Linked DNA regions of Homo sapiens: region 2 is linked to region 1. The links are chromatin loops, found by intact Hi-C in ENCODE. Cell type or tissue: Caco-2. All regions are shown on one strand. Each heading gives the region's core, and the rest is flanking DNA. Links, peaks and the distances in the headings are about the cores only.

The links. Hi-C counts contacts between places; a loop is a spot of excess contacts. Peaks named below come from ENCODE experiments on the same cell type or tissue, not always from the same donor. Only the 100,000 strongest peaks of a DNase experiment are listed, where the experiment ranks them.
Region 2: it touches region 1 in a loop (13-fold over the local background); 3 of 110 quality-filtered maps call a loop at or near these places.

The regions. Positions count from the first base shown.
Region 1 is chr7:145,014,978-145,017,901 of GRCh38, reverse strand. No RefSeq gene overlaps it. Among named protein-coding and RNA genes, the nearest start is that of TPK1, 180 kb to the right of the region's middle. In Caco-2, for the core only: no CTCF peak of the experiment used is centred there; a DNase peak (open chromatin) is centred at 1,641; H3K4me3 peaks cover 238 bases.
Region 2 is chr7:144,853,281-144,856,204 of GRCh38, reverse strand. No RefSeq gene overlaps it. Among named protein-coding and RNA genes, the nearest start is that of TPK1, 19 kb to the right of the region's middle. In Caco-2, for the core only: a CTCF peak has its summit at 1,179 (motif pointing left); no DNase peak of the experiment used is centred there.

The DNA of each region.
Region 1 (2,924 bases), core at 225-2,724:
TTTAAAAATGTTTTTCTATGTTTTCTTCCAAACTTCTTATTTTTTAATATTTAAACTACTATCTATGTTACATTTCAATTTCTACATAATGTGAGGCAGGACAATATGCTCGTATTTTTTTCAATTGAACAGCCATTTTTGCTAGCACCGCTTATTAGAGAAACCATCTGCTTCAATAAATGAACTGAAATGCAACAGTTGTCACATATCACATTTCTGCATATAGTAGATATATTTCTGGTTCTCTTCTACTAATCTGTTTACCTATTCCTTTGCTATTATCTTTCTTTTATTCTAGTGACTTTGTAATCAGCTTTAGTATCTGACAAGCCAAGAACCCTAACACTATTTGATTGTTTCATAATTTGGGAAGCCATTTTCTAATATTTATCCATTTTAGTTTTAAACATGATATTCTATTTTTTAAAAAAAGTGAAGTAGCACTTTGTTAAATGTTTATATTTATTTGAAAATAGAAAATAAATGTTCTGCATCCTGAAACATGGTATGACTTGAAACTTTATTTAGATCTTTTTCCCTTAATACAATGTATAGATTTCTCTTTGGAGATACTGATCAGTCTTTTAAAATTTATTCCAAAGTATTTTATAGTTTTGTCAGCATTTTATTGTTTTTCATTTTCAATTCAAACAAACTGTTTTCAGTATAGATAAGACGTATGAGTTTTGTAAGGTTATTCTTTATCCAGCTAGCTTATCATCTTCTCTTATTAATCTTAGTAGATTTTTACTAGGGTATATATCCATAAGTCAAAGATAAAACAACCAAAGAAAAAATATTTGTAACAATATGACAGATAAAAGATATATTTCTTTAACATACAGAAAACTCTTACAAACCAATAAGAAAAAACAAAAATGTAATCGGAAATCCTATAAAGAGCATAAAAATGTAACCACAAAAGGCAAACACAAAGAAAAACAGAAGTAGCTTATAAACATTTCAAACAATACTAAAACTCATGACATTAAAGAAACGCAAATTAAAACTAGAATCAGATTAACAAAAATTACCGCTAGATTAGCAAACATTTTAGTTGGATATCATATAGCTTTTAAATGGCAATAAGACTGAAGTATTCTCATCAGCACTCTTAACGGTAAATTCAATTTAAATTACATTTATGTTCAATAGGTACTACCTATTTGGAGAGAAATTTACCAATATTTATAAAAATGTTAAATTCATGTACCTGCCAATAATAAATATACATTATAAATTTCCAAAACAGAATCTTTTGCATAAAGAATGATTAACTAGAAATCTCTGATGTATCTAAGAACTATCAATAAATCAGCTTAGAGCATAAACATTCCTATAGAGCAGGGGCAAAACACAGATTGAAAACAAAGACAAGAATGAGATTGTGTAATGGAAGAAGAGCAGTATATTCCTTTTTCAGTTCCAAAATGTCTGGGAGGACCCGTAGTGCAGTGCATTATCAGAACAAATACATTTCTACTAGATAGCCACTGAAGCACACAAAGTAACAAGAATGCACAGATATTTCCTTCACTCCTTACAAATGCACCCTTTATGCCTAAAAAATAGCTACTTCACTCTGAATACTCTCCTCGCTTTCTTTCATGCCCCTTGAGCCTCCTCTACTGGTCGTCCTTGACCCTAGGGCTCCAGGCTCTAACTTGAAGGAGTTACATAAGAGGCTCTGCTGCTGTTCAATGGAAATTCAGTGAATCACTAGATGGGATGGGATAGATACTTAAGAGTAGAGCCATTGTAAAATATAAAACCTTTCTCTCTTGGCTGCCTTTCACAGCATAAGTCAGCTGCATTATTCTATTAAAAAGTTTGCTCACGCCTGTAATCCCAGCACTTTGGGAGGCCGAGGCGAGCGCATCACGAGGTCAGGAGATAGAGACCACGGTGAAACCCCGTCTGTACTAAAAATAAAAAAAATTAGCCGGGTGTGGTGGCGAACATCTGTAGTCCCACCTACTCGGGAGGCTGAGGCAGGAGAATGGAGTGAACCCGGGAGGCGGAGCTTGCAGTGAGCCGAGATCGCGCCACTGCACTCCAGCCTGGGTGACAGATCCAGACTCTGTCTCAAAAAAAAAAAAAAAATTTGCATACTTATTCCAAAGGTGTACTCCTTGCATAAGGAAGGAATGAATACAGGGTCTGAAAGGAGAAGCGAAACTAAAGCTTATCTTGCCACATCATACTCTGTGGAATGGAGTAAAATATATTAGAGACCAGGATCTTACTGTTATTTGGCTGCTTTCATATATTTCAGCTTCTTCTGCTCTTAAAAAAAAAAAAAAAAAATTCACCTGGGCCCTGGAACGTTCAGTCAGATTCTTCCTATTAGTAACTGAGCCAGGTGTCGACCATGGAAAAGCTGGGAATAAAGGTAATTCTGGAATGCTATTCTCATGGCTGGTAGAGCAATGACTTGGCTGCTCTGGGAGCTGGATTACTGCAGACTGCTGAGGAGTTGCCATGATTCCTTCCCACCTGGGAATAGCACTTCAATAGCTGGTAAAGATGCAAAGTCTGGCCAGGACACAGCAGTGGACCAAGTTCACCAAAGCTGACCTCCAAGGAAAAACTCCAAGTTCCAACAATTAAGATAATAGTAGAGTAAACTGAAAAGCTATTTCATTTTTTAAATGGGTGCTTTTATACAGATACTGAAGGAGAACAAGATATTTCAAAGCTTGAAGATTAAGTCCGCAGAGACCATGAATGATGGAAAACCTGTGTGGTTTTTTTTTCACCTCTGTAGATATAAAAATGCATGTACCCTTCAACTCACTAGAGTCATTTGACCTATTTCTGTACATTGTGCTTGACTAGAACCCAACATTCAGTTTCAGGGCCAGCACTTCCATGTAATTAATGAACCAAGCTTTTTTCTCTGAAAACATTTATTTCAATGCCCT
Region 2 (2,924 bases), core at 110-2,609, 160 kb after region 1:
GACTCTCAGCCAGGTGCAGTGGCTCACACCTGTAATCCCAGCACTTTGGGAAGTCGAAGAGGGCAGACCACGAGGTCAGGAGTTCAAGACCACTCTGGCCAACATGGTGAAATCCCATCTCTACTAAAAATACAAAAATTAGCCGGGTATGGTGGTGGGCACCTGTAATCCCAGCTACTAGGGAGGCTGAGGCAGGAGGGCAGGAGAATTGCTTGAACCTGGGAGACAGAGGTTGCAGGGAGCCGAGATCGTGCCACTGTACTCCAGCCTGGGTGACAGAGCCAGATTCTGTCTCAAAATAAATAAATAAATAAATAAAGTGACTCTGTGTGATTGGCCTAAAAGTACAACCAAGTATATAAACCAGAACATCGCACTTGCTTTCCTTTCAACTTCTAATTCCTCCTGTGACAGGGAAGCTAAAAAATAAATGATAGCTCCATCTCTCAAGCTTTACCGACTTTAGGGCTTTATATAAATTCCATGAAACCTACATATTCTCATTTGATAGCCTCGTCGTAGCTGAACACTGCATTGCACTGCTTCTCAGTCAACAGAAGTATCTTTGGAGTCATTTGGCATGTGCTTTGCCTCTGTGATTTGCCGTGTCTCATAGTCCAAGGTATACAATGCCACAGAATATATTTCTTTCTCTAAGTTCAGTAACCTTCCTAGTTCACTCAAGCAAACAAGAAAAATATTAGATGACAAAACATAGAAATTAATTCCTAAGTATGATCTTTAGAAGGATCAAAAATGTTTACAGCTTATACTTAAACTCCCTTCATCTGTGTAATAAACACAAACCCATTTAAAACTCATCACTTTTGGGTTTTCAATAAAAGCAAGGGTGAACCATTAAAGACAGAAAGTAAGAAAAGCCAGGGTCTGCTACCGTTAATAATATTATGCACATCATGCATATTTCTGTCCAGGGGAATAAGATATAAAATATATATGTTCAAAAATCAAGACATATAAAATTCTTTGAGTTTTCCAAATTTTGAGATATTTAGCCACCTCATAGTCACTATCGCTTCTCAACTTCTATCTTCTCAAATTGCTTGTCTTCCTCTTAATGACCTAGCCACACATCATTCCAAGGGGAGCCTTAACAAGGGGACTTGGGATGTATCCCAGGATTTTTGTCTTGAGATGTGCTCCTCTGCTGCCCTCTACTGTAAGGATCAATAATTTTGTATAAGGCGCCTGAATATACACAATGTTTTTATTAATTGAAAAGCAGAATGCTAATTAAAAACTCTACTTTAGGGGAAAAAGGGAAAAAAGGCACAATGGCAAACTAAAAATGAGAGGTTATAATTCTTTCTTTTCTCTTATAAAACTTAGACCTATATAATTCTTTATTATTATAAACTACCCCCAAAAGTTGCTACTTTATTAAAACAATGTTCCAAAAACATAATAAGTCATACTAAGCGGAACTGGCTGTATTGGTAGTGGTAGGAAGAAATTGTCTCAGGATCTCAAGTTGCAACTTTAAAATTCATTCCATGATAAGTGAATTAGTGAAAATAAGAAGGTAGTAAAATGCTTATACTTCCACTTCTATTCCTTAAGTCCTCTTTCTAAATGTCTTTTTTCTTTACTGAGGAGAGAAAACAAGTTCATTTATTTTCCTTTCTTATCAAAATAGAATGGAATGTATTGTCAATTATTTACCTTAGTTTATAGTTGGATCAATTTCACGTTAACAAAAGCTCGTTCAAATTAAATCCCTTGCTATTTCATGTCCTTCTTTTCAACTTTCCTTCTTTAAACAAATATTTATTGAGTATATTTTGTGTCCCAAGTACCTGCTTAAGAACTGGAACAAGACTGGTTCCTGCCTTCCTGGAACTTACAGTTTATGGAGACATTTAATTAAAATATTATAGGATTAAGAATTTAATCGTAATTTTCTTTTCTTTTCTTTTCTTTTCTTGTTTTTTTGAGATGGAGTCTCACTCTGTCGCCTAGGCTGGAGTGCAGTGGTGCGATCTTGGCTAATTGCAACCTTCACCTCCCGAATTCAAGTGATTCTCCTGCCTCAGCCTCCCAAGTAGCTGGGATTACAGGCATGTGACACCACGCCCGGCTAATTTTTTTTTTTTTTTTGTATTTTTAATAGAGACGGGGTTTCGCCATATTTGCCAGGCTGGTCTGGAACTCCTGACCTTGTGATCCGCCTGCCTCAGCCTCCCAAAGTGCTGGGATTACCGGCGTGAGCCACCGTGCCCGGCCTATTTAATTGTAATTTTCTGAAATATTATAAGCAGAGTGAGTAGTGTGTGGAAGGGAACTTGGTGCACCCGAGGAACTGAAAGGTTAGTGTGCTGAAGAAATGTCGTATATGAGGCTATAGAATGAGTCAAGAACAGAACATGCTGGTCTTTGGGACATGTTACGGATTTTCACCTTTATCCAAAGAGTAGTTGGAAACTATTCAATCATTTCAGGCGAGAAATGACATGATCAGACTTGTGTTTAAGAGAGATCCCTATGCAGTCCACGTAGGACAAGAGGGAACACGACAGAATGTAGGGATTTTTGTTTCGTTTTTAGGAAATATTGCCTAAATCCATTGAAGTATATTAAAGCTCTGAAATAAGGAGAAAGTAGCGTACAACTTGGAGAAATTTTTAGGTGGTACATTTAAAATAACTCAGTGTGTGGCTGGATACATGTGTACAAGGAAGAGGTAATCAAGTTTCACAAGGGAAGAGTAGTTCTGATGCAGAGAAGGAATGTGAATTCACTAATAAGTGTACTACCTTTTCTCTGTAATTTAAAACAAAACTGTTCTTTTTTTACTCCTCCTCTCCCTTGCTTACATACAAGCACACCCAAATGTACATAATCATCCCAACATTTCAAAGAAATTCCAGGCATATTTCAGCCATATTTCAGACTAAACTGATATG